Linked DNA regions of Homo sapiens: region 2 is linked to region 1. A link is a loop called in an ENCODE intact Hi-C map of the cell type or tissue named here. Cell type or tissue: Panc1. All regions are shown on one strand. Each heading gives the region's core, and the rest is flanking DNA. Links, peaks and the distances in the headings are about the cores only. Region 1 has its middle 10 kb from the start of SYT8. Region 2 has its middle 24 kb from the start of DUSP8.

Region 1 (8,355 bases), core at 1,947-6,946:
CCATTATTCTAAATACCTAGAGCCCTGTACTCCATTGGTGTCAGTGTGTGGGTTCCTGTCCCCATCAGCCTGAGCATCTGGGTCTCTGGACCCCATTACTGTCAGTGTGTGGGTTCCTGCACTCATCAGCCTGAGCGTCTGGGTCTCTGGACCCCATTGCTTGGAGGCTTGGGCAAGTTTCTGTCCATCCGCCCTCTTGACAGTTCTGGAGCCGGAACGCTAATCACTCGAATACCTGGATGACAGAGAAACGGGCCCTGATACCCCACTTGTCTGAGTATCTGGGCAGCGTGGATCCCAGGACTCTGAATGTCGTGGTGCCCTATATGTCAGAAGTGAGGTTATCTTACCCTGAGAGCTCCGGCTGTCTCCTTCCACCCGAGGGGCTGGTAACCCTTTCTGCAGCTCTCTCAGCGCAGGTGCAGCGGGTGCTCCTAGCCCACATTTCTGAGTGGTGTGTGTCTGGAATCCTCTGAGAGTGTGGGTGATATTGCACACATCTGCAAAGGTGCCCCCAGTCCCCTGAGGACAGAAAGCATAGCCCTTATTCACCCACGTGTCTGGACACACACCCTCCCTTCTGGTCCCACTGCAGGGGGCCCTCTTATTGTGAAGGTTCAGGTCCTGCAGACCCAGTCACTCAGACAGTTTGGCTCCAGTACCTCCTTACCTGAGTGTCCGGCAGCTGACTGGGTGTCCTACCCCCTCCTCCGACCATCTGAGTAGTGAGGACTTCAACCATCACCCTGACGGGCACTCTGCCCTGGGTTTTCGGGTCTCGGGACGCTCCACCCCAACCCTCTGTGCGACGGCTTACCTCGCCCCCTGCAGCGTCGGGAGCTGTGCACCCACATTCCAAGCCCTCGAGCCCCCCTCTTCTCTAGCTGCTTGAGGGCTTTGATGCCTTGTACCCTGTCCGTCAGGGTCTTCAGCAGCCTAACCCCCACTGCCTGCCTCGAACGCAGATGCATATCCCAGGTCGAGGGCCCCAGTGCCAGTTCCAAGTTCCCCTGTTTCTTTGGACGCCTGCTGCCCTTTCATCAGCGGCTGTCTCGGCCGTGGGAGCTACATTCATCCCTGTCCAGACACCCCTGTGCCCTATTCACGAATTCTCAGCTTCATCACCTAAGCCTCCAGGGGTTTGTGCCCCTTCCTCAGAGGCCTGAAGTCCTCACAATCCCAGAAGCATCTGAGAGACATGAACCCCACTGACCCTAAAATTGGGTGCCTTGTCCCCCCACGACCCTGCACAGCCAGCGACATGCCCTTTGCCTGTGACTGTAGATGCCCATCTGGAATCAGGGTGCCGTCGCTCATACACCCCTCCTGAGCATCTGGACCACGTGTCCCCGTGAGTCTGAGTATTGGGGTGCTCTGCTCCCCATTCATCAGGGGTTCTTAGCAGTGTGTGCCGTCAGCCACCTGTGCCCCGCACCTCACACAGGCCGAGTCCCAGGCTGAGGGCCCCCAGTGCCGGTTCCAGGTCCTGCTGCATCTTTGGACACCATTCACCGGTGTCTCGGCCTGTGTGAGCCCATTCACCCTTGTCTCGGGGCCTGGGTTCATGCGCAGCTCCGGGCAGTCTGCACCCCATCCGCCCACGTCTCAGAGACAGTCTGTGCATTGTCGCCCTGTTCCAAGAACAGCTGCCGTGCAGCCAGCAGGCACATTCCAGGGTTTGGCCAAAAGCCAATGCAAACCCTCATACTGCTGGCACTAGCAGCACCGAGTGGGGGCAGACGCAGGGACTGACCTAGGTGGGGCACGAGGGGAGAATGGGGACCCACAGTTTGGAGCCGTGTGCTCAAAGCCTTCCCTGTACACACAGGGGCCTGGAGAGCAGGGGGTGTCGGGGTGTGGGAGCCCAGTCCCCGACAGAGGCATGTCCTGGACCAGCTGCCAGAGGGACCAGCGAGTGTGCAGGCTGGAGGAATGTTCCAGGGCCCTCCACCGCGTTGCCATTTCCTGCCCAGGCTGCCTTGGCCACCCACCCACTGGCTGCCCGGGCTGGGACACATGGCGGCCTGGCTGTCAGATGTGTCAGCATCGCCTTGGGACAGGGTCCCAAGGCCAGAGAAGTGGGGGACAGAGGCAGGCAGTAGGGGTGTGACACCTCTGGGGGCTGCAGACCCCTGCCCCTGCTCCAAACCTGGCTGGGACGCTGGGTGCTGTGAGGCTGTGGCCCAGGGAGGGAGCCCATTGGAGCCCATTGAAACCCGCGCCCCCACCCACTCTGACTCTTTGCGGGAAGGCCCTTCGCTCAGCCTCCCAAGTTTCCTGGCAGTGCGCTCCCTGGAGGTCAGAAAATGACGTGGTGTGCATGCAATGTCTCCTGTCCTGGGGATTCCTGGGGTCACCCTGGAGCTGCCCCAGCTTTCCAAGCCCTGTGTGAGTGCGAGCTGGGTCCTACCCACCAGGGCCCCCGTGGGAGAGATGAGCGGGCAGGCTATGGGATACGCAGGGGCCGTCTGGGCTCTCTGGGAGGTGGATGGGGGGCTGTTCAGGTTTTCTGGGGAAGAAGAGGAGGCCTAATTCAGGCTCTGTGGTGGGCAGGGTGGTTTGTATCCCTGGATAGGAGGGCAGTGGGTCCCACCCTGTGGGGTCCCCACACTTAGGACCCGGAAGTCGCAGTTGACCCCCAGGTTGGAGAGCCCCGGGGCCCCCACCTGTCCTGGTGCTGCATCCTCCCTGCCCCGCCCCCTTTCTACTTGCTCGGGATTCCAGCCTCGTTCCCACGGCTGCTGGCCCCACACTCTCCAGGCACCCCCAGCTCAGGGGCAGACCAGAGGTTTGGCTTTCGGAGCCCCCCGGGGTTCCTGGTAGGATGAGCCAGGAGCTCCCTTCAAGCAGGTGGGGGACTTGCAGGTGCGACGGGGGCTTTTCCACACCTTGACCAGGCTGGACCAAAGCCCCGCGGCACCGCCTCCACCATGCACGCACCTGCCGTGAGCAAACGCCCTGCGTGCAGGCCCCACTGTGGGCAGACGTCACTGCGTACAGGCATCACTGCATGTAGGCGTCACTGCGTGCAGGCCCCACTGTGGGCAGACGTCACTGCGTGCAGACGTCACTGTGGGCAGGCCCACTGCGTGCAGGCCCCACTGCGTACAGGCATCACTGCGGGCAGGCCCACTGCGTGTAGGTGTCACTGCATGCAGGCATCACTGTGTGCAGACATCACTGCGGGCAGGCCCCACTGTGTGCAGGCATCACTGTGTGCAGACATCACTGCGTGCAGGCCCCACTGTGTGCGGGTGTCACTGCGGGCAGACCTGGGGCAAGGGTTGTGTGACACAGGAGTCCAAGTAAGTGGCTGCTGGGCTCAGAGAATAAGGAAGGAGCCAGGGTCACCCACGGCCCCCAGCCCCACCCTGGCTACAGAGTCCTCCCTGCAGTTCCAGAGGGCCCCTCCAGCCAGAGGGTTTCGGGCCTGGAGCACGTGGCATCCTGAGGGCCGCACTTCTCCCACTGCCCTCGAGCAGGCTTGGTGCATCTGTGATGCGGGTCGGGGCTCCTCGTTGCCCAAGCCCTGACTGGGGCCCCCCACCTGCCTGGCCGGTGGGCTAGGGGTTGAGTCCCAGCTCCCCTGAGTTGGCTCCAGGGTGGCTCAGGATCCAACCCAAGGTGCCCTCAGGGCCTTTCTCAGCCTCCCCCATGGGCATCCCCAAGGGTGGCTGCTGGCCGGGGATGACCGACTGGCCCCAAACAAGGCACCTCTGCCATGGGGGTCCCAGCAGGAAAGCCTGGGCTGCACGGGGCAGAGGTTGCTGGCAGAGCTGGATCATTTGGGCTCCAAGCTCCCCCTGCTGTCTGCTGGCCGCTCCTGGAGGTGGCCTGACCTCCGGCTCCCGCCCGACCCCTGCTCCCTCCCTGCCCTACGGGCCAGACTCCGCCTGCTGCCTCCCAGCCCAGCCTGCCGGCCTGGCAGGCGTTCGGGCGCCCCCTTCCGTACACAGGCCTCTCGCAGGCCTCTCCAGTGCAGGCCTGGACCCTCCTGCTCCCAGGGGCGCCGTCCTGGGACCCCTGACTGTTCAGAGCCTTCCTCCTGGGGTCCCTCTCCACAGGGGCCCTTTTTCTAGATAAAAGTCTCTGTCCTGGGAGCCTGGTCTGCACAGAAGCCTCTGAACTGGGGTCTCTTTGGAACAGCTCTCTGCCCTGGGACCCTCCGTCCCCAAAGGAGCTCAGAGCAGGGCAGTTCGTGACCCCAGGAGATCCAGATCATCCTGGAAGGGGTTTTAGCTTCCTGATCTCAGATGTTCCCCTCGCCCCCAACCCAGAGGGTCACCTTAAGTCCTTGACATTGAGGCATGAGAAGCCACCACTGAAGTCATCTGAGTGGCTGGGAGAGAAGGAGAAAAAGACCCAGCGAAGCCGGAAGGCCACCCAGCATGTCGGGGTCTGTGGAAGTTGGCAACCCAGCAGGACTCATCTTCCCTGGGGTGACATGGGAACACCAGGCCTAGGCCCACACTTCGCGGAACAGGGGTGCACAGACTGCCCATGTCGGGGTCCAGAGGGGCCTGCCTAACACTAGGCATCAGCTTGCAGGCGGAAGAGGACAGGAGACCCTTTCTGGCAGTGTCAGCCCCAGCCCTCACCTGTGAGTGTGGGCGCTTGACCCACACAGCCTCACACACACGCACACGCCAGGCACGGGCACACTGCTACGCACCTGTGCACACAATGCACGTGCACACTCACCCACGCACACACGTACTCGCTCTCTCCACGTCAGCCCCGCAGGTGACTCTGGGATCTCCACTGTCGCCCCGATTCTTGCAGCTGCCTTCTTGGTGGAAACATTCTGCAGCTTGTCTAGACTCTGCACAAACCTGCTTTGGAAGGGCCAGGTCTTAGTTCCCCGGAGGCCACTGGCTCCCTGCACCCTGCACTGCCCTCCTGGCCAAGGCGCACACAGAGAGACGTCAGGTGCCACCCAGCTCTGTGAGCACACGCTGGCAGGTGAGGGCATGGGTGGGTGCCAGGGCTGCCCAGCGCCTGCAGGTCTCACCGCCTCTACCTCTGCTCCTCACCACTGGCCACTTCCTTTGGCTCCCAGTGGGGCACATGGGGTCCACCAGTGGCCAGCACAGTGGCCAGCCAACCAAATCTGGCCTCATCCAGCAGGATGGAGAGGAGGCTGGGCCCACCCTCCTCTGGGCACCCTCCACCCAGCCCCAGCCAGCGGGTACGGCTGTCCTGCCTTTCCCGCCTCTGACAGCCACAGCATGTTCCAGCCACGCTGGATCGCGGGGGCTTCCTGTTCACCTCCATTAAGTCTGGGGTGGCTCTCAGCCTCCAGCCTCTGCCACCTTTTTAGGGCCAGATTCTGAACAGAGGTGAAGACATGCAAGAGCCTGGTGCTGGGCGGGGGAATATGGGGGCCTCCAGAGGCCTGTAGCCCACCTGCCCCCTGGGTATGCTGCCCCTCACTCCAGCCTGCCCTCCCAGGCCTGGCCACCAGCAGCCCCTTGGGCCTCCCTGTCCATGCTCACCCTCTCCAGAACTGGACATGGTCAGGGGCTGGTAGGTAAGGGACTCTGACCTTCGGGAAAGGTCCTCCCCGGGTCAGAGCAGACCCACCCACAGGGTGGCTCGTCTTCCCAGGGATGGCACGGGAACACCAGGCCTAGGCCCATGCTTCGGGGAATAGGGGTGCACAGACTGCCCATGTGGGGGTCCGGAGAGGCCTGCCCAGCGCTAGGCAAGAGCCTAGGCCCACAGTGTTTACCAGGGGAAAAGAGCCCAGTGGGCCTTCAGTGACCTGGGAGTTGTCCTAGGACTGGAGATCAGAGGGCCAGTGTTCTAGGCAGAAGCAATGCAGGCACACAGCAAGGGCGCAGGACCAGCTCGCCAGAATCCAGCCAGGCTATGTTGACCTAGAAGCTGCCCTGCGGTGACCTGGGGACCTGGAACTTCCCAAGCTCCTCTCTCTCCTTGCCTGGAGACCCTGACTGGCTCCCAGCTGCACTTCCAGCCCACTTGGCTGCTTGTTTGCCCAGTGCCCACAGGGCAGGGTTGGGGGATTAGCTCAAAGTAGGCCAGCAAAGGGCTGGTTCTTGCTAAGGCTGCCGGCCGGAAAGGCAGCATCTCCAAATATAGAGAACTCTGGAGGGCTCAGGGCAGGCCCTAGGGTAGAGAGGAGGGTTGGCCTGGGGGTGGTGGCAGTGGAACCTCTCTACTGCTGGCCTCAGTGGCTTCTTCAGGCCCTAGAGTCACCTCATGGTGACAGCTGCTTCTGGCTGGGTTGGCTGATTGTTGGTGGCCCAAAGCCAACCCTCCCCTGGTTACTCTCGGCCACCCCTCCCTGACCTAACTGTGGGCATATCTGGCTGGCGTGAGGTGTGGGGTGTGGGGTGTGGGGCTGAGGAAAGTTCCTTTAACCCATCCAGTCATCCTGGTAAAAGAGCTGTCTGGGTTTGTGTGTCTGCCTGTGTGTGTTCCCCTCTGTGGTTCCAAGAATCCTCCTTGGCTCTTGAGTTTCTGTGGGCCCCTGGTGTACTTCTGGTACTTGTGGGTGTGTCTGAACTTCTGGGTCATCCACAGGCCCCAGCTTCTGTCCTCTCTGTGGGCCCATCTGATCTCCAGGGGCCTGGGTAAGCCTGCATTTCTGTGGGTCCTAGCATGGCACCCAGAGACGCTTGGTGTGGGTCCCTCTGCCTACTAGCTGCAGGATGCTGAGCAAGAAGGAGGGCCCTCCTGAACCTCACATGCCCCCTCTGCAGTACACACATCCAAGGGCTGCCATAAGTTACCACGTAGGAAGCGCGGAGAGCTGTAAGGTGGCTGGGATGTCAGAGGCTATTCCTGCTAGTGTGTGTTCATCTGCCTGTCCATGGGGCTCTGTGTTTGCAGGTATGCTCATATCTGTCATTTCCTTCATCCTCTGTGTGCCCCTATCTATCCTCTCTCTGCATCTATCTATCTAGCTACATGGATAGCCAGGTGGATAGGTAGATAGATTGGTAGCTAGCTAGCTAGCCACTCACTCATTTACCCGCTAATCCACCCACCTATCTACACAACCATCTATCCATTCACACAACCATTCATCCATCCATCCATTCACTCAACCATTCATCCATCCATCCATTCATCCATCTATCCACTCAACCATCCATCCATTCCTCTATCCACTCATCCACCCACTCATCCATCCACATCTATCCACCCAACCATCCATCCATCCATCTATGCATCCTTCCATCCATCCATCCATCCATCCATGCATCCATCCATCCATCCATCCAATCATCAGTCCATCCATCCATCCATCCAATCATCAGTCCATCCATCCATCCATCCATCCAACCATTTATCCATCCACTCATCTACCCACTCATTCATCCATCCACCCATCCATTCATCTACCCACTCATTCACCCATCCATTTATCCACTCAACCATCCTTCCATCTACCTATCTATCCATCCATCTATCCATCCATCCATCCATCCATCCATCCATCCACCCATCCATCCATCCATCCATCCACCTACTCATCTGTCCACTCATCCACCCACCCATTTATCCACCCAAACATCCATTTATCCATTCATCCATCCATCCATCCATCCATCCATCCATCCATCCATCCATCCACACATTCATCTACTCATTCATCTACCCGCTCACTCACCCACTCATCCATTCACCAATCCATCCACCCAACCATTCATCAACCCAAGCATCCATCCATCCATCCATCCATCCACCTACTCCATTTTGCCTTCTCTCCCTCCTTCTTCTCCTCCCTCCCTCCCATGTATGACTTTATGCAGTCATGGAGGTGGTGCTGGACACGCAGGCCCCAAGATTCTCATGGTAATAGTCAGTGGCTGTCATCCTGGCTTGCTGGGTCTGGCGCGATTCGTAAGCTGCCGCATTGTAGGTGTGGCCCCGTTGTTCTCAAGCTCCTATGTACCGAATATCTGTTGCAGCTTGTAGCTGTGCTGAGTGAGTAGGATGGTGCAGGAGCAAACTTTTAAGACCCACTGGGCGGTCCCTGGGTGATTTTAGGCTTCTCAGGAATTAGGCGTTCAGCTGCCAAGGCCAAGGTGGAGGGAAGCTGGGTTGTCCCTTGGGAACTTGAACAGTGGCCCCCAGGGCCACATGGAGGGAAGGAGTCCTAAAAGCTGCTGCTGGCCACACTCTGGCACACAGCATCCCTGACTCACAAATGCCCAGGGGCAATTTCTCCGTAACAAGTCACAACCCATGTTTACCTGGAGTGCTTGGTGGAGAGAAAGCCAGGTACCCACAGCTCTGAGGGGCTCCCCTGGCCCCTGGGCCTTTCCGTTTGAAGCTTGCCTTGTAGTCTGAAGGCAGATTATTCCCAAACCCTCTATTGGGAGA
Region 2 (8,355 bases), core at 2,102-7,101, 280 kb after region 1:
GAGGGATGAGTGGGGTGGGCGGGTGGATGGATGGATGGGCAGATGGATGAATGGGTAGAGGGATGAGTGGGGTGGGTGGGTGGATGGATGGATGGATGGGCAGATGAATGAATGGGTAGAGGGATGAGTGGGGTGGGCAGGTGGGTGGACGGATGGATGGATGGGCAGATGGATGAATGGGTAGAGGGATGAATGGGGTGGGTGGATGGATGGATGGATGGGCAGATGGATGAATGGGTAGAGGGATGAGTGGGGTGGATGGGTGGGTGGATGGATGGATGGATGGGCAGATGGATGAATGGGTAGAGGGATGAGTGGGGTGGGTGGGTGGATGGATGGATGGGCAGATGGATGAATGGGTAGAGGGATGAGTGGGGTGGGTGGGTGGATGGATGGATGAGCAAATGGATGAATGGGTAGAGGGATGAGTGGGGTGGGTGGTTGGATGGATGGATAGGCAGATGATGAATGGGTAGAGGGATGAGTGGGGTGGATGGGTGGGTGGATGGATGGATGGATGGGCAGATGGACGAATGGGTAGAGGGATGAGTGGGGTGGGTGGGTGGATGGATGGATGGATGGGCAGATGAATGAATGGGTAGAGGGATGAGTGGGGTGGGCGGGTGGGTGGATGGATGGATGGGCAGATGGATGAATGGGTAGAGGGATGAATGGGGTGGGTGGATGGATGGATGGATGGATGGGCAGATGGATGAATGGGTAGAGGGATGAGTGGGGTGGATGGGTGGGTGGATGGATGGATGGATGGGCAGATGGATGAATGGGTAGATGGATGAGTGGGGTGGATGGGTGGGTGGATGGATGGATGGATGGATGGGCAGATGGATGAATGGGTAGAGGGATGAGTGGGGTGGGTGGGTGGATGGATGGATGGATGGGCAGATGGATGAATGGGTAGAGGGATGAGTGGGGTGGATGGGTGGGTGGATGGATGGATGGATGAGCAAATGGATGAATGGGTAGAGGGATGAGTGGGGTGGGTGGGTGGATGGATGGATGGGCAGATGGATGAATGGGTAGAGGGATGAGTGGGGTGGGTGGATGGATGGATGGATGGATGGGCAGATGGATGAATGGGTAGAGGGATGAGTGGGGTGGGTGGGTGGATGGATGGATACGTGGGCAGATGGATGAATGGGTAGAGGGATGAGTGGGGTGGATGGGTGGGTGGATGGATGGATGGATGAGCAAATGGATGAATGGGTAGAGGGATGAGTGGGGTGGGTGGGTGGATGGATGGATGGGCAGATGGATGAATGGGTAGAGGGATGAGTGGGGTGGGTGGGTACATGGATGAATGGGTGGAGGAATGAATAGGATGGATGGATGGATGAATACATAAATGGGTATTCATAAATAGGCAAGTAGATGTGTGGCTAGGGAGTAGAAGGAAAGGAAGGTGGACAGATGGATGGACGGGTGGAGAAGTGATGGGGTGGATAGGAGGTGGAAGAATGGGTAAATGAGAGGGAGGGAGGGAGCGAAGGTGGGTGGGTAATAATGTTACATTGCGTTAGTTGCACTTCTGTTAGTCTTACATTAAAGCCAGCTTGTGCTTACCTCCATTCTCCATTGGACTGCAGATGGGTACCTGGTCTTTGCATACAGAAGGTACCCAGTGAATGTCCAATGAATAAGCCACATACTAACTGTCTTGGAGTGGGACATCACAGGAGAGACCCTCTCCAAGGCCCAGGGAGAGGAACAGGCTTGGTCAATGTCCCTTAGAGGGTCAGGGGCCAAGTTGGGGCTGGGCTTGGTTCCTGGTCTCTCAGGCACCATTCCTCTGCCTGCCGAGCCATCCCTGGAAGTAAGCTGGAGGCTGGTCTCAGTGGCACCCCTGCCAGCTGCCACTGTACTCCTGTGGATGGACTTACCAAGGCCCTTCCGGAGCTCAGAACTGAAGAGACTGAGCAGGAGAAAGGGCAGAGGGCCAGTTCTCAGGAAGCCTTTCAGGAGGAGAGTTTTGGCCTCTGAAGGCCAGGTTGTGTTTGGAGGGGCTGGGGGCAGGTGGGGCAGGAGGACATTGCAAAGGTCCACAGCATGGGAGAAAAGGCAGAGGTAGGAGCGCCCTGCGGGGAGCCAGGCAGAAGCTGAAGGCCTCTGGCCAAGGCAAGGCCCGACGGGAAGAGGGTGCATCTCGATGGGGCTCTGAATGGCAGGTGGGTTGGGGGAGTGTCTAAGAAGAGTGGTTCTTTGTGGGCAAGATGAAGGGAGGACTTGCTGTTAAGGGGAAGCCATGGAGTCTTTGAGGGGCCTATACAATGGACACCAGCAGAGGGTGCCCCAACCTCCCCGGAAGGGCGCAGGGCACAGGGCAGGGCGGGCCCTGGACAGAGGGTGGGAGAGGAGGGGCTGATTCTCAGCAGAGCTTCACAACAAATGCCTTGTGTCCATGGTGGGAGCACGTGGGGAAACTCAATTATCCCTGCAGGCAGCTGGGGCTCGGCGGCACAGTCCCTCCAGAGAAAGCACAGCCTTCTGGCCCAGGGGTGAGGGTCTAGACCTGTAAGGCAGCCCACAGTCCCAGGCCCCACTCCTGCCCCTGGGAATGGGTCTCCTGGGGTAGGAGCCTCTGTGGAAGACACTAGGCCCTGAAGGCGTGATGATGGCTTGTTTGTGAAGCGAGTGGTCCCTGACTGTGGGGACCAGAGCTCAGAGGGGATCCTGGTGGGGCGAGGGGAACATGCGTGTGCCTCCCACCCCCAAGCAGGGCGATGCCAGGGCAGGCCTTTGCCAAACACTAGGCAAGTGCCTGGGTGGATGCCCTTCAGTCCTTCCAAACTGAGCAGGTAGACTTGTCTTGCTTCAGAACCCTTCAATGTCCCCCTCCAGAGGGGCTGGGTTGGGGGTGGCCTCAGGGAGGGAAGGGGTATGGGAGCTGAACTGGAGTTGAGTGAGAATGCTGGGGAGAGGGAGGCCTCAGTAGTGGGGTGAGAGGAGAGGAACTCAGTGAAGGGCCTTCATTCTGGAAGGTGGGCGGGGGGAGGGGGACGGGTGCTAGGTCCAGGGGCATCTCTCCCAGTCTTTGCAGACACCACCCATGAAACCAAGGAACAGTGGCCTGTCCCCAGGCAGCTCCCAGGAGGAAGCTCTGGGAAGGAAAGGGGAAGACGCCGCTTACCCCTTCCCCGCCAGGAATTCTGCTGCCCCCCCCCCCCACCAAGTCCAGTGCCCTCCCACTCTGCCCCAGCACATGCGCCCTCATGGCTGAGCGCACCTGCAGAACGCACTCCCGCCCCCCACACACCTGGGGCCTCCGACCAGGACAGCGCAGGGCAGGTGACTACCCAGGAAGGGTAGGGGAATGTAGGGGGACTGGTGGCACCGTTGGCATCGCCGGCCGAAGCCTGCCCCTGACTGACGCAATTGCCGGCCGGTCGCAGCTATAAATAGCCAAGGAGAGCTGGAAATAGAAGCCAGGGAAGGGCCAGAGGCGGGTGGAGGGAGGAGCTTGGGCTTGAGCACCTGATGCCAGAGGAGGAAAACAAAACTCCATTCTAGGGCTCCCCTCCCTCATCCCACCCCAGCCCAGAGGGGCGTTTGCACCCGGAAACGTTTGGGGAAGCAGGGTGAAGTCAAGAACCTGCCCAACAGTGGGCGGGGCCTCCCTGCCGCGAGGGTCGGGGCGCGTGGAGCCTGCGCTGGCCACAGCCCGCGGTCTTCGGCTCTGGGTCATCTGCGGGGCAGTGGCCCCTCCTGATATCCGCCCGCCCCCACTCCCAAGCAGAAAGAGATTCCGGTGCCTCTCCACCCTCCCCACCCCACTCCCTCCGTCAAGCCCCTGGCCCAGGAGACCCCCGACAGCCCTGGAACACAGGGCCGATTGGCGAGATCAGTGGACACTAGGCCTGCCCAGAGCCTAGCCGGTGGGGGCGGCGTCCTGGGGGTGGGAGGGGGGCTTGTGGGGCAGTTTCCATATCTTCCTCGCCCAACCCAATCCTTCGGCCAGCGGCAGGAATGGGGCTCAGAGACTTTGCCGGCCTGGGGCAGGGCGCACTGCAGCCAGTGTGGAAGCCAGACCCAAACCGGACGGTCCCGGTGCCTGGTTCTGCTCGGTCACCTCTTGCCCACCTACCCAGCGGGCGCTCACAAGCTGGGGGCCCAAAAGAGGAACAGAAAACCAGAGGACTGGGGGGGCTTTGAGGCTGAAGGGCGAAGGCCCTTCCCGGACACCCTTGAGCCCTCCACCCTGAGCCCCTAGCAGCGCCAGGGAGTGACTTCAGTCCGGGTTCCTACTGTGGGGCCTCCGCCTCTCGGAGGGCATTAGGGCTGGCAAGGCGCGGCCGATGGGGCCCTTCGCCTGTGTGGACCGTAACAAGAAACTCCAGGAGGGGCAGGATTGAGGGCAGTAGGACGGGGTTGGTGTGGGCGAGGGGAGGTTTGGGTCCCCCCACCTCTCCGGGCAGCTGGTGGCGGCCCCGCCCTCCCTGAGGGCAAGGAACCCGCAGCCGGGAGGACGGCGGCTGCAGGCCAGTGTAGGGTGGGCGCGGTCCCATTAGAGCGGGCGGGGTCCGCCAGGATGGGCGGTGAGGTCAGCCCCGACGTAGGGGGCCCAGAGCATCGCTGGGTGGCTCGGGTGGCACCGGCGTCCGGGCCGCCAACCCCGCAGGAAGCGCCCAGTCACAATCCCGCCCCAGGGCTCCTCCACGCCCCGCCGCCCAGAGCCCAGAACCTGCCCAACCTGCGCGCGCCGCGGGGCGCAGCCGGGGGCTCCGAGGACCGGGAGGCAGGCGCGGGGGGTGCGCCAGCTGCTCGCGATGACCTCACGCCCGGCGGGGCCGCGCCCACTCCCAGACTGCCCTCCGCGGCGCTCTCCATCCGCAAAGCGCCGCTGCTCCTCGGCTCCCGCGTCCTGCGCGCCCCTCGCGGGTCCGGGTCCCCAGGCACTGCTGGCGTGGAGGGCGGGCGCGGGGAGCAGCTGCTCCGCTCCGAGCACGTGGGCAGCGCGGCTCCGGGTCCGGGGCCTAGGTGGGCAAACACCTGTCCCGCATGGGCGGGGCGAGCGCCCCTCCGGAGCCCGCCTGTCCGGCCCGGGGAACGTAGTATGAGCTCTTCTCCCGCCTCGGGCTTCGACTTGGGCTCGCCCGCCACCCCCACCCGGCGCTCCCCGAACCCGAGGCGGAGCGCAGCCCGGCAGCGCCATCTGCTGCCCGCGCCCGCCGAGGCTGGGGCCGGTTCTCGGGCCGGGGGCCCTGCACGCACGCCCACCCGTCGGGAACCCACCTGCTGGGAGGAAGGCACAGCCCTGTCTCCACCCCGCGCCCCCAGCCCACCCTCCTTCTAAGGCCCTCCCCTTGGTCCTTCGGCTGCCTCAGCTGTACCCACAACCTGCACCTGCTCTGGGCTTGCGGGTCCCGCAGGAAGGTCGCCCACACCGCGGCCCCAGGGACTCAGGCAGTCAGTGACCAGCTGTGTCTCCAGCCAGGTTTTCTCCCTGTCCTCCAGACCGGGCAATGCCAAATGGCAGCGGCCACCTGCGTCTGACTAGGCCCCCATCCCAACGCCTCCAACCCCCTTCGCGGCCACCCCCCCTTCTCAGGTAAGCAGTACACCTAGCTGCTGTTCTTGGCTCTCCCGCCACCACGCCCTCACCTGGATGGTTCCGCCAGACCCCGCAGGCCCCTTAGTCCGCCCCAGCCCTACCCAGCTGTCTACAAAGCGCATTCCTGGAAGGGCCCCTCCCTGGTCTGCCGGTGTGCTCTGCGCTCCTCCCCCAGCCCAGGTGCAGGGCGGCACTCTGAATCCCCTACCGTGCAGAGGGCATGTTCACCTCGGCCCTTGACTTCCCAGCAGGGCCTGGCATTGAGGGTGCCGCCCTGGGATATTGTGTGTGGCCTGAGGCTGCTGGAGCCAAGCACCGCAAACCAGGCGGCTTCAACAGAAACGTCTCTCCAGCCCTGCGCGGTGGCTCATGCCTAGAATCCCAGCACTTCGGGAGGCTGAGGCAGGCGGATCATCTGAGGTCAGGAGTAAGACACCAGCCTGGCCAACATGGTGAAACCCCAGTCTCTACTAAAACTACAAAAATAAGCCGGGTGTAGTGGCAGGCACCTGTAATCCCAGCTACTCAAGAGGCTAAGGCCGGAGAATCCCTTGAACTCGGGAGGTGGAGGTTGCAGTGAGCTGAGATGGCGTCACTGCACTCCAGCCTGGGTGACAGAGCAAAATTCTGTCTCAAAACAAAACAAAAAAAGAAGAAAGAAGGAAAGAAAGGAAGGAAGGAAGGAAGGAAGGAAGGAAGGAAGGAAGGAAGGAAGGAGGGAGGAAAGAAAGGAAGGAAGGGAGAGAAAAAGAAAAGAAATGTCTCTACAAGGTCTGGAGGCCATGAGTCCAAGATCCAGGTGTAGGCAGGTGGGCTCCGTGGAGGGCCAGGAGGGAGCATCTGCCTCAGCCCCTCGCTGCAGCCTTTCACAAGGCCGTCCACCCACCCTACTCCAGTGTGGCCTCATCTTAACTAGGTTCTTCTGCAGTGACCCTAGTTCCAAATAATGAGGTCACATTCTGAGGTACTGGGGTCAGGACATCGACATATGAATGTGGGATGCACAATCCCACCCATAACAGGTATCGGTGGGAGAAGGAGGCGTGTGCAGGCTCTATGACCACCACCGGGAACCCTTCAGACTGCCCTCACCACACTGCTGGCAACCAGTCCTAGGAACGGGCTCCGCAGAGGTGAGTTTGCAGAGCCAGCATCCCAGGAGGTGGGGCCCGCATGGGTTTGATAAGTAAAAGCTGTCAGGCTGTCAGGGTCCATCTGGTCCGGGGACTCCCACCCTCCTGCCCTCCAGCAATGCCTGGGGGGATCTTTAAATGCAGGGCCCAGGGACCTACATAGCCAGCCTCTGTGGGGGCAGGGCTCAGGAATCTGTATTTCCAAAGTTTCCCTACGGAGTCTGCTGCATCTGTTGATGAGACATGTACATTTGGGGACCTGAAATCTAGGGGTCCCTACCCAGTGGATGGAGGGGACAATAGTGAACCCCAGCTGGCTAGAGGCAGAGCCAGGAGGAAGGCTGAGCCTCCTGGCCTCCATCTGTAGTTACTGTGTGGGTGCATCCCCACGAGGCCGAGGCCCTGCTCCTTCACTGCTTCCTGACCCTCCACGCCTCCAGGCCACGCTTTGGCCATGTGCACCATGCACTCTGTGTCCCAGGGCACAGGCTCCCACCAGGACAGCTTCTCCCAGTCTGGCTCCAGGCACTGCGTGGCTTGTGGGAGCAGCAGCAGCTCCCACTGGACCCTGGAGGGCAGAGCTGTCCTGCCAGTACCCCACCTGTGTAATGGGCCTCAGTGTCCCAATCCAGGAGAGGGAGCTGGAGCAGGCCTGGTGCCTCCTCCTTCCCATAGGGAGACGGGGAACCTGTGCACAGGCTAGCTCTGTGGGGGCCAGTTCCATACTGTGCCGCACCCACTGGGCCCTCTGGGGCCTCAGGGTCTTGTCTGCAAAATGGGAATTGGGGAGGGGTGGAATGTCAGTAACTTACTTTCCCGTTCCTGCTTTTTGTGGATTTTTTCCATTAACATGTGTGGAACCCTTCTGGTGCTGGGGATGGCCCCTCGGAGCCCCCGTGCCTGGGAAACAAGCCTCTGTCATCACTCTGAGATCAGTGGTTTCTGTGACAGGTGTGTACAAAAGGTGCCACCACTCAGGAAGGCTGCCTGGAGGAAGGGGCATGTGAGAGAGGCCTTGTGTGATGAGCAGGAGTTCTTTGAGAGGAGCAACTCCTTCCCAACAGTAGCAGCACATTCGAAGCCCCGCAGTGCAGGGGAGCCCATGACTGCAGCCACGGGAGCCCCTGACCGACCACACACCCACCTAGGGCCGGGCACCCTGCCGAGTGCACAGGATGAAGTAGTTCCTAGAGCTGGGGAGGGGGCAGGGAACGGTCAGTTCCCAAGGATGTCAGACTCTGTCCCCAGGGCAAGGGGAGCAAACCTGCAGGTCCTTGCCTGAAAGGGTGTTTTGTTAGGGGCTGGCACCACCGGCCAGGAAGGGTGGTGGATCCCGGCCGGGTGGGGGTGGCAGGAAGGGTGCTCATTGGGGACACAAAGGGCAGGTTCCCAACTCCCCAGGTCAGTCACCTCTTTGCTTCAAGGAATGGCCTGCAGGTGACCCTGGGGGTCAGGGCCTCAAGGAGCAACCCACGGCAGCCTGGACGCTGCCTGCCCTGAGCGCTCTCTGCCCAGGTCTGGACAAGGACTCTGCCCATCCTGCACTTGCCAGCTGGCAGGTGGCCTGTGCCCCAGCCTCAGGCCTCATCTGCATTTGCAGATCACTGGCACCTTACAAGAATGATTCCCAGGGGAGATGAGCCCCGTCTCAGCCTC

The links. Hi-C counts contacts between places; a loop is a spot of excess contacts. Peaks named below come from ENCODE experiments on the same cell type or tissue, not always from the same donor. Only the 100,000 strongest peaks of a DNase experiment are listed, where the experiment ranks them.
Region 2: it touches region 1 in a loop (4-fold over the local background); 9 of 110 quality-filtered maps call a loop at or near these places.

The regions. Positions count from the first base shown.
Region 1 is chr11:1,820,709-1,829,063 of GRCh38, reverse strand. No RefSeq gene overlaps it. Among named protein-coding and RNA genes, the nearest start is that of SYT8, 10 kb to the left of the region's middle. RefSeq lists an enhancer at 4,822-5,323. In Panc1, for the core only: CTCF peaks have their summits at 2,094, 2,296 (motif pointing left), 3,684 and 3,921 (motif pointing left); no DNase peak of the experiment used is centred there; H3K27ac peaks cover 4,229 bases.
Region 2 is chr11:1,543,594-1,551,948 of GRCh38, reverse strand. No RefSeq gene overlaps it. Among named protein-coding and RNA genes, the nearest start is that of DUSP8, 24 kb to the left of the region's middle. In Panc1, for the core only: CTCF peaks have their summits at 2,325 (motif pointing right), 4,896 and 5,174 (motif pointing left); a DNase peak (open chromatin) is centred at 3,393; H3K4me3 peaks cover 1,785 bases; H3K27ac peaks cover 221 bases; H3K27me3 peaks cover 197 bases.